Regions from separate parts of the Homo sapiens genome. Here region 2 is linked to region 1. Evidence: read pairs that join two places in POLR2A ChIA-PET (ENCODE). Cell type or tissue: PC-9. All regions are shown on one strand. Each heading gives the region's core, and the rest is flanking DNA. Links, peaks and the distances in the headings are about the cores only.

Region 1 (6,205 bases), core at 2,196-6,195:
TTTTATGCTGTCCTTTATTCCTTTCAGTCCAGACTGTCAATGTTCAAATACTCTAATTTTCTTCAAAAAATGTGACTTTATGAAAGTTACTGAAGTTTATTCCTTTAGACCAGGGGTTCACAAACTATAGCCCACAGGCCAAATCTGGACTTATATCTGTTTTTATAAAGCTTTATTGGAACATAACCACGTTCATTCATTTAGCATTATCTGTAGCTGCTTTCCTGCAACAGCTGATTTGTGTAATTGCCACATCAACTGAATGGCCCACAAAGCCTAAAATATTTACTATCTGGGTCTTTAAAGAAAAAGTTTTCCAGGCCAGAAGCAGTGGTTCACCCCCATAATCCCAGCACTTTGGGAGGCCAAGACAGGAGGATCACTTGAGCCCAGGAGTTTGAGACCAGCCTGGCCAACCTGGTGAAAACCCCTCTTTACTAAAAATACAAAAAAAAATTAGCCGGGTATGGTGGTAGTCCCAGCTACTTGGGAGGCTGAGGCAGGAGAATCACTTGAACCTGGCACGTGGAGGGTGCAGTGAGCCAAGATCGAACCACTCACTGCCCTCCAGCCTGGGCAACAGAGCCGGACTCTGCCTCAATAAAAAAAATTTTTTTTAAAGTTCGCCAATCTCTTTTAAAACAAAAGCCACATTCATGAAAATAATGCCTTGTCTCCCTTTGGCTTCCCATAAAACTGCAGTAGGGCCACAGTCTTAAGAGTTGTAGAGTTATTGTTTAAACTATAGGATCCTTAAGGTATGTCCTTAAGAACCTCAGGGGTTTGTTTAGATACCACCTTAAGTCTCTCTGTGGTATTAATAAAGGACTTACAATAACACCCTTGGCTTCATCTTTAGACCACATTTTCTGATCGTACTCTAGACAATAAGCTAAAACATTTGTAAGACTCACCTCATTTATTTCTCTTCTCTCAGGTATCGCAGTCCCAAACTGACAGCAGGCGATGCCTGAAAACAGTTATTTCACATACTTATGTCCAGTATATTTTTCTTGTTGTTTGCAATTTTCCTAACAGTGACTTCTTCACAGGTAGAAGCAGAAACCCATATCTCTTTTATTGGTGTTCTTTTTCAATAGTATTATAATTTCAAGTTCCATCCACATTATTGCATGTATATCTACTCTGTTACTTTTTATATTGCTTAATAGCCTATGGTGTGCATTTATAACAGTTTACCTGTCCACTTTCCAATAATAAATATTAAATTTTCTTTCAATTTCAAAAGACTAAAATAAGGCTGTGATTAACTTTATCACATGTGTACTCTCGGTAGTTGTGTAAGATTTGAGGCAGTGGATAGGGTGGGGGAAGATTTATGCCTAGGAGCAGAGCAGTTACATCATAGAATGTGAATATACTTAATTTGAATAAGAAGTACTCCAGAATGGCTTCATTAATTTAAACTTCGACTGGCAGGACAGGAGGGTTCTTTTATCACTAGTCCTGCAAAAATTGATTTTATTCAGCTTCTAGTTTTGCCAATGTAATGACAGTAAATGCGATATATCTTTTTACTTTTTATTTCTGTGATTACTAAAGGTTTTGTGCAATCTTTGTTAGTCATGACATATTTCTTTCCTTTAATTGCCTGTCCTATCTTTTGTTCATTTCCTTTTGATCTTGCTGTCCTTCTCTTGCAGATTTTCATGGCTTCTTGATATATATTAAGCCCTTGCCATTTTTGGAGACAATTCAAACATATTCTCCCATTAGTGCATCTATCTACATATTTATTTTTCTACTGTATCCTTTACCTTACATATTCTTGATTTTTTAATTTAAGATTTTTTTTAGCCGGGCGCGGTGGCTCACGCCTGTAATTCCAGCACATTGGGAGGCCGAGGCGGGGGGATCACCTGAGGTCAGGAGGTGGAGACCACCCTGACCAACATGGAGAAACCCCTGTCTCTACTAAAAATACAAAATTTGCCAGGCATAGTGGTACATGCCTGTAATCCCAGCTACTCGGGAGGCTGAGGCAGGAGAATCGCTTGAACCTGGGAGGCGGAGGTTGCGGAGGGCTGAGATCGCGCCATTGCACTCCAGCCTGGGCAACAAGAGCGAAACTCCGTCTCAAAAAAAAAAAAAAAAAAAAAGATTTTTTTAAAGGTGGGGGTTTTGCTATGTTGGCCAGACTGGCACTGAACTCCTAGGCTCAAGCAACCCTCCTGCCTCAGTCTCCCCAGTAGCTAGACTACAGTGGCTATATTCTTGATTTTAATGTAAGCAAATATGTCTTCTTTGTTTTTTGCCTTATGGTTTGTGCTTTTGAAGTTTTCAAAAGTTTTCTGTCTCCTGGGTATAAGGATGTTCTCCTTCATATACATTTTTTTTTTTTTTTTTTTTTTGAGACGGAGTCTCGCTCTGTCGCCTAGGCTGGAGTGCAGTGGCACAATCTGGGCTCACAGCAACCTCCACCTCCCCAGCTCAGGCGACTCTCCTGCCTCACCCTTCCGAGTAGCTGGAATTACAGGCATGCGCCACCATGCCCAGCTAATTTTGTATTTTTACTAGAGACGGGGTTTCGCCATGTTGGCCAGGCTAGTCTCCAACTTCCGACCTCAGGTGATCTGCCCGCCTCGGCCTGCCAAAATGCTGGGATTATAGCTGGAGCCACTGAGGCCGACCATCCTTCATATACTTCGAATAGTTTTCTTTTTTACTGTCACATGTAGATATTTAAACCCTCTATATAAGTATACTTTAAAAATCTTCACAGCTGATTGATTCTGCTCTGTAGTTTCAGAGCTAACAGCAATAGAATATTCTGAACATTTTTATGTCTATCTATTTATGATGGTTTCTTTCTCTGATATGCTTTTCATGGAACCTTCCAGTCACCTCCATTCCCATCCTCAAGTCAGTTCTTGCCCCAGCAGCAAGAGACCTGAATTTCCTTCAGTGTTTGGTAGAAGCGGGAATCTCTCAGGCCGTATCTCTTCTTCTAGGAATGGAACCTTGATCTGGCCAGAGACAGAACCCAGAGCCCAACAGCCAAAGGACTTCAGGGGTCCATTCCTTTCCCATGGCTTCATCAGGCAGATAAAGATCCTGATGTGGACCCAAGCAGTCCTGAGCATCACAAATAAGACCTGGACTCCTGTTTCCTCAGCTGATGAGATTCTGAGGAGATGTTCTCTGACTTTCTTTGCTTGTCTGCTGCAGACCACACAACCTTTGCATATTGTGGTGCTTTCCTCTGATTACCTGAAAAACAAAGGGGCACGCCACACACTAGGTGTTCAGTATTGTTACATAAATTAATTATATTCCAACCCTACTTCAGGATTTCATTTCAGCTCTGTGTCCTCCAGACCCTAAACTTCCTTTCTACGAGCTTATTTCATGAGTTTTTAAATTCCCCATGACAGCTTTAGCACCCTTCACTGAGTGCCGTTTAGCAGACTATTGAAGTTAGAATTACTTGAGGGTGCTTGGTAAGATTAAGATTCTTGGGACCCATAGTAAATCGCTTTAGTCAGGATCATTGCACGAGGGGTTCTAGAATCCACATTTGTAATAAGTCCCCCAGGAGATACTTTAGCCACAAGAATTGGATTCTCTGTTGTAACAATTGCGAGCTTTTCCGGGAGCACTTAGAGTTCTGGGGCGGCGTATTTCTGTGCAGCCCACACACAGCTCAATATGGTCCTTTTGTTGATAGGTTGCATTGTCAGTTTAAAGCATTTTGTCACTAAAATCAAAGAATTTGAACTGCCTTTCTGTCCACTAAAGATCTTAAAATTTACCCCAGCATGAACTCGTTTTAATATAATAAAACTTGGGCCCCCAGTCCTGATGCCTCCAATGACATCAGTGTGTCTGGGGTGGAGGTTTGAATTCAGCAGGCAAAACAGTGATCTCTGAAGAAAAAATCGGGACAGTGCCTTTAGTGAAGTAGAAGTAGTAGGTGGTGTTAATGCTGTGGTTTCCACTAGGGCACTCCCTCCCCTCATCTCTCCACCCTTCCCCTCCAACCGCTCCCTTGTTTTTCTTTTCAAATCAGGTACAAACAAAAATTTCTCCGGAAATTTTTGACCAAGTGAGGAGACTCAGGAGAAGTGATTGATGAACACATGCTGTGTTTTCCTATTATATCCTCCTTATATTTTAATACAATTCAGTAAAAACAGGAATAATTCGGTACTTCCTTGACTCTCAGTGCAAATGCCTTTGTTGTTATAAAAAAATGATTGCCTTGAAACTTGCCCCAGTCACCGGGATGGCCGAGTGGTTAAGGCGTTGGACTTAAGATCCAATGGGCTGGTGCCCGCGTGGGTTCGAACCCCACTCTCGGTAGGTTAAGTTTTCGACTCCTTTCAATACCAGCATTTAAAAAGTACGCGAAGGTAACTTAATTGTTTCTCTACCCCTTTGCGTTAACACTGACGTTTTTTTGTCTTCAAATCTAAAGAAATCGCCTCAACAGGCAGTAGTGTGTGAATGATTCTCTACCACAACCTATCAGATTGCCAATAGAAGGAAAAATCCCTCATATCCACCGCTCACATCCATGGCCTACTCCAGGATTTTCAATTCCACCAGGAACTGAACCTCTGAGGCTATTTGACCGGAAGGCCACAGGTAAGAAACTCTAGTTCTAGGTACCTCCCAGGAAATAAGAGCCACTCCCCAGGATTTTCATAGTTTCCAAATGATTGTACAAGAAAAGCCCAACCCTTAGCTAGGGCTGTCTCTCACACACTCTGAAGAGCATGGTTGAGTCCTTCTCAACAGAGTTTATCTTGTTTTTTCCAGTTTGAAATGTGAAAATGATCCCTCAGGGAGTTTTATTTTGCATTTAACTGGTTATATTGTCCTTGAGCACCTTTTTATATGTTTAAAAGCCATTTGTATTTCCTTTTCTGTTACATGCATAGTATTCTGTGCTAATTTTTCTACTTAGTTGTTAGGTCTTTCTCTTATGATTTGTAGGGTCTCTTTAAATATGGCTTGATTAAACTTTGTTTTGACATGAATCACAAGTAGTCTAGTTTGTTGTCTTTGAACTTTGGGGTGGCTTGGGACATGTGAAAATGGGTATCTATGCAACCACCAAAGTTATCAGTCTTTTCTTCAAGTTTTATGTTTAACTTAGATATGCCTTTCCCCATTATGAGGTCATTTCACAAAATAACTTTGTATCTTCTAGAATATTCTTTTTTACATTTAATTATTTGATCTCATTTTTCCTCTGGTGTAATATGTGAGGTAGAGATCCAACTCTGCATTAGTTCCAGCAGACTACCACTAATCCCAACACCATTACTGAATACTCATATTTCCCAGAGTGATTGAAATGACAGCATACTAAATTCTGTTGCCTTTAAAATTCATAGGACCTTGTGTCTCTAGGAGCATTTGAAAGAGTGGACTTTGGAACTCAGCAATCAGATGTCCTAATTCTGGCTTTCCCATTGAATCTCTGAATCTTGATTTCCTCATTTGTTAAATAAAAATAATAATCCCTACTTCATAGAAGGGAGTTGTAAGGATTAAAAGAAATATATATATATATATATATATAGTATCTAAGAAAATGCCTGGCAAATTTTAAAGTGCCCTTTCCCACTATATCGGTTAGTACCCTTTTCTCTTAGAAGAAACTCACACTTTCCTTTAGAGCCATCCTTCAGAGAAACTCAGAAATTAGATATTGTTCTGATAGTTAATTTGTTTCTATGTTGGATGATTATTGTCCTTATAGTTATGTTTCTAGGTTGAGATCAAACACCAAGATTCCACACTTGAAATTTATCTGATCCAGGTGGCAGCACAAATTGGGTCACTTTCATGAGCTGCCTCAGTGCTTTGAGTTTGTTCCTGGCCTTGAGAGGGTTGGGGATGTTGGGGCGCAGGGAAGGAAGCACCTTCTGAGAATGTTTATTTGCAACCTCACAGCCAGAATACTCAGGTTTGAGAAAGACTAAGTTCCCACAGAGGAGAATAATTCATCCCTAGCAAAGGTTGGTTTTCTTACTTTTATTTCTGTCACGTGGATGGGGTAGGAAAAAGAGGATGAGTGGTTTTGTTATGTTTCGAAATGAAACTCCAGATGATATGGTTTGGCTGTGTCCCCACCTAAATCTCATCTTGAATTGTAGCTCCCGTAATTCCCATGTGTTGTGGGAGATAATTGAATCACGGGGGCAGTTTCCCCCGATCTGTTCTTGTGGTAGTG
Region 2 (8,008 bases), core at 2,272-6,271, 76 kb after region 1:
GTTACACAGGCTCAGGAGGTCCTGACGACCTGTGCCCAAGGTGGTCAGGGTACAGCTTGCTTTTATACATTTTAAGGAGACATGAGACATCAATCAGTATGTGTAAGATGTACATTGGTTCAATCCAGTAGGACTGGACAACTCAAAGTGGTGGTGGGGTCTTCCAGGTCACAGGCAGAAAAGACACAAAAGACAAAGGTTGCATTCCTTTAAGTCCTTGATCAACCTTTCACTGAATACACAATTTAGTCTGGCTCCGTGAATCTGCATTTTTACATAAACAATAAGGCAGAGGAAACAATCAGATATGCATTTGTCTCAGGTGAGCAGAGGGAGGACAGTTTTTTTTTTTTTTTTTTTTTTTTTGAGACAGAGTCTCACTCTGTCACCCAGACTAAAGTGCAGTGGTGCGATCTTGGCTCACTGCAACAACCTCCGCCTCCTGGGTTCAAGCGATTCTCCTGTCTCAGCCTCCTCAGTAGCTAGGATTACAGGCGCATGCCACTACGCCTGGCTAATTTTTGTATTTTTAGCAGAGACAGGGTTTTGCCATGTTGGCCAGGCTGGTCTCGAACTCCTGACCTGAGGTGATCCACCCACCTTGGCTTCCCAAAGTGCTGGGATTATAGGCGTGAACAACCGCACCCGGCCAGAGGGATGACTTTCTGTCCCACACCTGTGAAGGTAAGCTATTAGTTTACATTGCCAGGGTGAAATTCAACAGAATTGTTTTAGGATAAATACCTTAAAGCCCACAAGGAATTTCCTTGTGGGCAAATTGTGAGGGAGGTGTGTGGCTCTTTTATCTTTTTAGCTATCTTGTTTAGGAATAAAATGAGAGGCAGTTTTGCGTGTAGTTCCCAACTTGACTTTTCTGTTGACTTAGTGATTTTAGGGTTCTAAGATTTATTTTCCTTTCACAGCGTGTATAGAAGAAAAAAACAGTTATTATAGGGTTTAGTACTATCAGCAGTCTCAAGCATCCACTAGGGGTCTTGGAATATATCCCCCATGAGTAAAGGGACTATTGTATCTGAAACTGTACCAAACTAAGAAGAAAGGCATAGAGTCTGCACTAATGGAACATCCACAGTTGGGGCCCAGGCTTTTTCTAGGAACAGAATTACTGAGAAATTCACTGATCTTCCTCGCATGCAGAAGAATTTGTTATAAGATTCTATGAAACAGGTTTTCCTGCTTTACTCTGAAATGCTGCATTACTCTGAAATGACCAAATCACAAAATATTGAGATTATTAAAAAAAAATTTTTCAGGTCACTAAATGTAATTGCCCAACGAGTTCACCTTGCCTGCTGCCTAGACAGAGCCAATTTATCAAGACAGGGAAATTGCAATGGAGAAAGTAATTCACTCAGAGCCAGCTGCGTGGGAGAACGGAGTTTTATTATTTCTCAAATCCGTCTCCCTGAGCATTGGAGCACTGGGGGATGGTAATTTTAAAAGATAATTTAGCGTCGAGCGCGGTGGCTCATACCTGTAATCCCAGGACTTTGGGAGGCCAAGGTTTGCAGATTATCTGAGGTCAGGAGTTGGAGACCAGCCTGGCCAACATGGTGAAATCCCATTTCTACTAAAAATACAAACATTAGCTGGGCTTAGTGGCGGGAGGGGAGCCTGTAATCCCAGCTACTCGGGAGGCTGAGGCAGGAGAATCGCTTGAACCCGGGAGGCGGAGGTTTCACTGTGCCGAGATTGTGCCATTGCACTCCAGCCTGGGCAACAAGAGCGACAGTTGGTCTCAAACAAACAAAAATAAATAAATTAATTAAAAAATAATTTAGCGGGTAAGGGGCTTGCTGATTGGTCGGGTTGGAGATGGAATTATAGCAGGGGTCGAAGTGAGGTTTTCTTGCTGTCTTCTGCTCCTGGGTGGGATTGCAGAACTGGGTGGTGGTAGCTGATCCATCAAATGTAGGGTCTGCAAAATATCTCAAGCACCGATATTAGGTTTTACAGTAGTGATGTTATCCCCAGGAGCAATATGGGGAGCTTCAGATTCTTGCAGCCAGAGGATGCATGACGGACCCCTAAACCATAATTTGTAATCTTGTAGCTAATTTGTTAGTCCTACACAGGCGACTGGTCCCCAGGCAAGAAGGGAGTTTCTTTTGGGAAAAAGCCGTTATGGTCTTTGTTCTAAACTATAAACAACTATAAACTATAAACTAAGTTCCTCCCAAAGTTAGTTCAGCCTACATCCAGGAATGAACAAGGACAGCTTGGAGGTTAGAAGAAAGATGGTTAGGTCAGATCTCTTTCACTGTCTCAGTTATAATTTTGCAGTGGTTTCATAAAGGCAAAAAAAAAAGTTTAAAGTTTATTAATAGCAAAGAAGTCAGTCAACTTTAAAAGTTTCCTCTGCTCGGTCCGGCGCGGTGTCTCATGCCTGTAATCCCAGCACTTTGGGAGGCCGAGACAGGTGGATCGCCTGAGGTCAGGAGTTCGAGACCAGCCTGACCAATACAGCGAAAAGCCACCTCTACTAAAAAAACTCCACGAAAATTAGCTGGGCATGGTGGCGTGTGCCTGTAGTCCCAGCTACTCAGGAGGCTGCGACAGGAGAATTGCTTGAATCTGGGAGAATTGCTTGAACTCGGGAGGCGGAGGTTGCAGTGAGCCGAGATCGCACCACTGCACTCCAGCCTAGGCGACAGAGCGAGACTCCGTCTCAAAAAAAAAAAAAAAAAAAAAAAAAAAAATTTCCTCTGTCAAAATACCTTTCCTTCTTCACCTGGCCCAGCATTTGTGAAGTATTTGGGTCACTGGGGAAACCCCTTCCTGGGTCTTGGGTTGTGGAGTTTTGGTATTGCTGGTTTTGATAAATGGAAGATACAAGGAAAGGAAAAACTTGCCTCAAATATGAAAATGCTCTAAAGGAAAAAATACATTTCACAATACTAAATACAGGACATCCAAGAAACCTCCATTTTAATTTTTAGAGGTGACTCTTGGGTGTACGGTAGTTTCCACAGAGTAGTGGTTCTCACGTTTGCCACACACAAGAAAAATCCTCTCCTGAAACTGGGCAGAAATATATCCTGCCAGTATTGTTTTTTTTCTTCTCTCTCCACTTTAGCTTAGTTAATTCTTCTTTCACTAAACTCGACTCCAGTCGTCAACACAAACGTCAACACCAAAGGTGAACACTGAACATTGTTGCAAAACTAGTATCGCTGTGGGGCCCTAACTTTGGTCTCTACAGTTGCGCAGCTTCTGACCTGGGCTGAGGCGCAGGTGGCACAGGTCCCACCTACCTGGTTCGCCACTCTTCACAATTAGGAAAGAGTGAGGCTCTCAAGGTTTATCAAACGGAGCAGAACTCCCTTTGGGGTTTGTTGTTTGTTTGTTTGGGTTTTTTTGTTTGTTTTCTTTTTGTTTTTGAGACAGGGTCTCACTCTGTCGCCCAAGCTGGAGTGTAGTGGCACAATCAGGGCTCACGGCTGCCTGGACTCCCCGGGCTCAAGCAATTCTCCCACCTCAGCCCCCAGAGTAGCTGGGACCACAAGCTCATGCCACCATGCCAGGCTAAAATTTTAATGTTTTGTTGAAGGCGGGGGAAGGAATGTCTCACTATATTGCCCAGGCTGGTCTCGAACTCAAGGGCTCAAGAGATCCTCCCGCCTCAGCCTCTCAGAGTGTTGGGATTACAGGCATGAGCCACCACGCCTGGCAGAGCTTCCCTTTGAATCACATCTGCGCACATTTCATTGTGCTATCTTTTTATCATTGATCCATATATATCACTTAAGAGTTCTTTGCCAGATATTTGTATTGCATATATCTTCTTGTCACTTGAGTCTGGGAAACAGTTTAATGATCTCTTGTGATGAAATTGTTAATTTTGGTGGCACATGTCTATAATCCCAGCTACTTGGGAGGCTGAGGCGGGAGAACTGCTTGAACCTGGGAGGTAGAGGCTACAGTGAGCCGAGATCGCACCACTGTACTGCAGCCTGGGCAACCCAGCAAGACTCCGTCTCAAAAATAATAATTAGAAGAAGAAATTGTTAATTTTTATGAAGTCCAATTTATTTAACTTTGGTTTAGTTATTTTTGTGTCTCCCTAAGAAATTTTTCTTTCCCCAAGCTCACATAAATATTCAATTCTTTTTTATCCCCCTCATAACTTTATTTATCTTTCACTTTTAGAGTTATGAGCAAAAAACCTGAACAGGCACTTCCAAAGCAGAATATGTTAATGGCCAATGAGCACATGAGCATATGTTTTGACAGCAATAAAAAGTTTACTGATTTCTTTATTTTAACCAGTGGTGACCAGACAAAAGACCTCAACGGTCTCTGGTAACATTATTTTCTTGCCGGAAATCTTTTCAAAACTCTTCCGTGAAGGTTGTGTTTTTCTGGGGGAGGGGTGGAAGCATGATTTGAGGTGGGTCGCAGATGGAGATAAGACAAGGTTTCTGCCTTCAGGATTTTCAGGAATATCTGCCCTTCAGAAGCTCTGCTTAATGTGATTCTGCTGATCTCCCTTTCTTTTTCAGTTTGCTCCATTCCTCCAATCCTGAGACTTACTTCATAGCTGCATTTGATCTACATCTCTTCGGCTCCAGATGGTTTTACTAGGGGTCAATGTGGGCTGCATCTCTCTGGGACAAAGGGAGAGTTACTGGAGTCAGATTGGCCTTTCCAGCCAAAACAGCCTACCAGTTAGGTGCTCGAGCCATAAGGTCCTATCAGTTAGGCGCTCAGTCGCTGCTAGGAGCCATCCTACGCTGTCAGAAAGCTCTTCCTTAGTGGGTGGAATGGGAAGTCCCCTGGGACTCGAAATTGAGGTCAATCAGAGGTGGGGGGTCAGAAATTCAAGACAGTCTAGAGCTGGAGGTGGGAGCCCAACCTTTCTGGCAGTTCCAGTGGTGCCTGTACACACTAGATTGGTGGGGCCCTAATTTGTGGGGCTAGTAGCAGAATTTATTGGAATTGAGGAAGAAAAGATTTTAAGTTGTAGTTATTTGATGTAATGTGCAAGTATTATCACATATTTTGCTAGAGAGTAAAGGTAAGTCCATTTTTCTTTTGATTAAAAAAAGTATTGAGGCAAAAAGAGCTTGCCATGAGATTTACTCCCTTGACAAAAAAAAAATTTTTTTTTTTGAGATGGAGTTTTGCTCTTGTTGCCCAGGCTGGAGTGCAATGGCGCAATCTCGGCTCACCACAACCTCCACCTCCCAGGTTCAAGCTATTCTCCTGCTTCAGCCTCTCCAGTAGCTGGGATTACAGGCATGTGCCACCAAGCCAAGGCTAATTTTGTATTTTTAGTAGAGACAGGGGTTTCTCCATGTTTGTCAGGCTGGTCTTGAACTCCTGACCTCAGGTGATCCACCCACCTCAGCCTCCCAAAGTGCTGGGATTACAGGCGTGAGCGACCACGCCCGGCTACAAAAATTTAAGAGTACAATACAGTATTGTTAACTACAGGCACAATGTTGTACAGCAGATCTCTAGAACTTACCTTGCATAAATGAAATTCCCATTTTCCCCTTGCCCCAACCACAGGCAACCACCATTCTGCTTTCTGATTCAACGAGTTTGGTTGTTTCAGACATCTCAAGTGGAATCAAGCAGTATTTGTCCATTTGTGGGAGCTCATTTCACTTACAATAATGTCCTCAAAGTTGATCCATGCTGTTGCATGTTGCAGAATTTCCTTTTTTTTTTTTCTTTTGAGACAGGGTCTTGCTTTGCCTTTCAGGATCGAGTGCAATGGTATGATGTTGGCTCACTACAGCCTCAACCTCCTGGGCTCAAATGATCCTCCCACCTCAATCTCCTGAGTAGCTAGGACTGCACACCACCATGCTTGGCTAATATTTTAATTTTTTGCTCTCACTATATTGCTCAAGCGATCCTCCCACCTCAGCCTCCCAAAGTGCTGGAATTATAGGCGTGAGCCACCATGCCTGGCCAGAATTTCCTTTATTTTAAAGGCTGAATAATATTCCATTGTATGTATATACCATATTTTCTATATTAATCCCTCCACTGATGAACATTTAGGTTGCTTCCTCATCTTTGATATTGTGAATAATGCTGTAAGGAACATAGGTGTGCTAATATGTCCTTGAGATTCTGAATTCAATTTTTTTGGGTATATACCCAGAAGTGGGGTTGCTGAATCATATATGGTAGTTCTATTTTTTTTTTTTTTTTTTTTTTTTTTTTGAGATGCAGTCTTGCTCTGTCACCCAGGCTGGAGGGCAGTGACGCAATCTTGGCTCACTGCAACCTCTGCCTCCTGGCTTCCAGTGATTCTCCTGCCTTAGCTTCGCGAATGACTGGGATTACAGCTGGGCACCACCACAACCAGCTAATTTTGTATTTTTAGTAGAGACGGGGTTTCGCCATGTTGCTCAGGCTGGTGTCGAACTCCTGACCTCAAATGATCCATGCACCTTGGCCTCCCAAAGTGCTGGGATTATAGGGATGAGCCACTGCACCCGGCCTGGTAGTTCTATTTTTAATTTTTTGAAGAAACTTCATGCTGTTTTCCACAGTGGCTGCACCATTTCGCAATCTCATTAACAGGGTAGAAAGTTCCAATTTCTCTACGAACTCACCAACACTTGTCTTTTGTTTTTTTGATAATAGTTATCCTAACAGGTATAAGATGATATCTCACTTTTGGTTTGATTTGCATTCCCTCGATGATTAGTGACATTGAGCGTCTTTTCATATGGTTGTTGGCTATTTGTATATCGTCTTTGGAGAAATGTCTATGCAAGTCCTTAGTACATTTTTATTACTATTATTGTTTTTTGAGACGGAATTTTGCTCTTGTTTCCCAGGCTGGAGTGCAATGGCGCAATCTTGGCTCACTGCAACCTCTGCCTCCGGGGTTGAAGTGATTCTCCTGCCTCAGCCTCCAGAGCAGCTGGGATTACAGGCATGCGCCACCACGCCCAACTAATTTTGTATTTTTAGTAGAGACGGGTTTTCTCCATGTTGGTCAGGCTGGTCTCAAACTCCCGATCTCAGGTGATCTGCCCGCCTCAGCCTCCCAAAGTGCTAGGATTACAGGTGTGAGACACCACACCGGGCCCATTTTTATTTTTAACCAGGTTTTTGTTTTTATTTGTTTTGATTAACTACTGAATTGTAAGAGTTATGTATCTTGGAAATTAACCCCTTATCAGATATATGGTTTGCAAATTTGTTTTCCCATTTAATAGGTTGCTTTTTTTTTTTTTTTTTGCTGTGCAGAAGGCCTATAATACCAGCACTTCGGGAGGCCGAGGTGGGTGGATCATCTGAGGTCGGGAGTTTGAGACCAACCTGACCAACATGGAGAAACTCTGTATCTACTAAAAATACAAAATTAGCTGGGTATGGTGGCACATGTCTGAGGCAGGAGAATCACTTGAACCCGTGAGGTGGAGGTTGCGGTGAGCCAAGATTGCACCATTGCACTTCTGCCAGGGCAACAAGAACGAAACTCCATCTCAAAAAAAAACAAACAAACAAAGAAAAAGAAACTCTTTTGTTTGATGTAATCCCATTTTTCTATTTTTGCTATTTTGGGCTATGATTTTGATGTCATAGTAATTAAATCATTGCCAAGACCAATGTCCTAAAGCTTTCCTCCCAGAGTTTTATATTTGCAGATCTTAGATTTAAGTCATTAATCCATTTTAGTTAATTTTTGTGAATGGTGTAAACAAGGGTCTAATTTCATTCTTTTTCATGTGAATATCTAGTTTTCTCAACATCATTTGTTGAAGAGATCGTTTTTTTCCCATTGTGTGTTCTTGGCAACTTTGTTAAAGATCAGTTGGCCATATATTTATGGATTAATCTCTGGACTCTCTATTCTGTTATTTTGGTTTATATACCTGTCTTTATGCTAGTACCAGACTGTTTTAATAACTGTAGCTCTGTAGTATATGCTGAAATCAGGAAGTGTGATGTCTTCAGCTTTGTTGTTCTTTCTCAAGATTGACTTGGTGACTTTGGGTTCTTTGTAGTTTCATAT

What was found. Peaks named below come from ENCODE experiments on the same cell type or tissue, not always from the same donor. Only the 100,000 strongest peaks of a DNase experiment are listed, where the experiment ranks them.
Region 2: POLR2A ChIA-PET joins it to region 1 with 13 read pairs; 3 of 35 experiments call an interaction of 5 or more read pairs at or near these places.

What each region holds. Positions count from the first base shown.
Region 1 is chr6:27,719,237-27,725,441 of GRCh38, reverse strand. It overlaps TRL-TAA2-1 (tRNA-Leu (anticodon TAA) 2-1), which reads left to right and starts at 4,241; the gene lies at 4,241-4,323. RefSeq lists enhancers at 4,007-4,076, 6,112-6,191. In PC-9, for the core only: a CTCF peak has its summit at 3,991; DNase peaks (open chromatin) are centred at 4,271 and 4,621; H3K4me3 peaks cover 2,063 bases; H3K27ac peaks cover 1,704 bases.
Region 2 is chr6:27,641,494-27,649,501 of GRCh38, reverse strand. No RefSeq gene overlaps it. Among named protein-coding and RNA genes, the nearest start is that of TRV-AAC3-1, 5.5 kb to the left of the region's middle. RefSeq lists an enhancer at 6,121-6,894. In PC-9, for the core only: no CTCF peak of the experiment used is centred there; no DNase peak of the experiment used is centred there.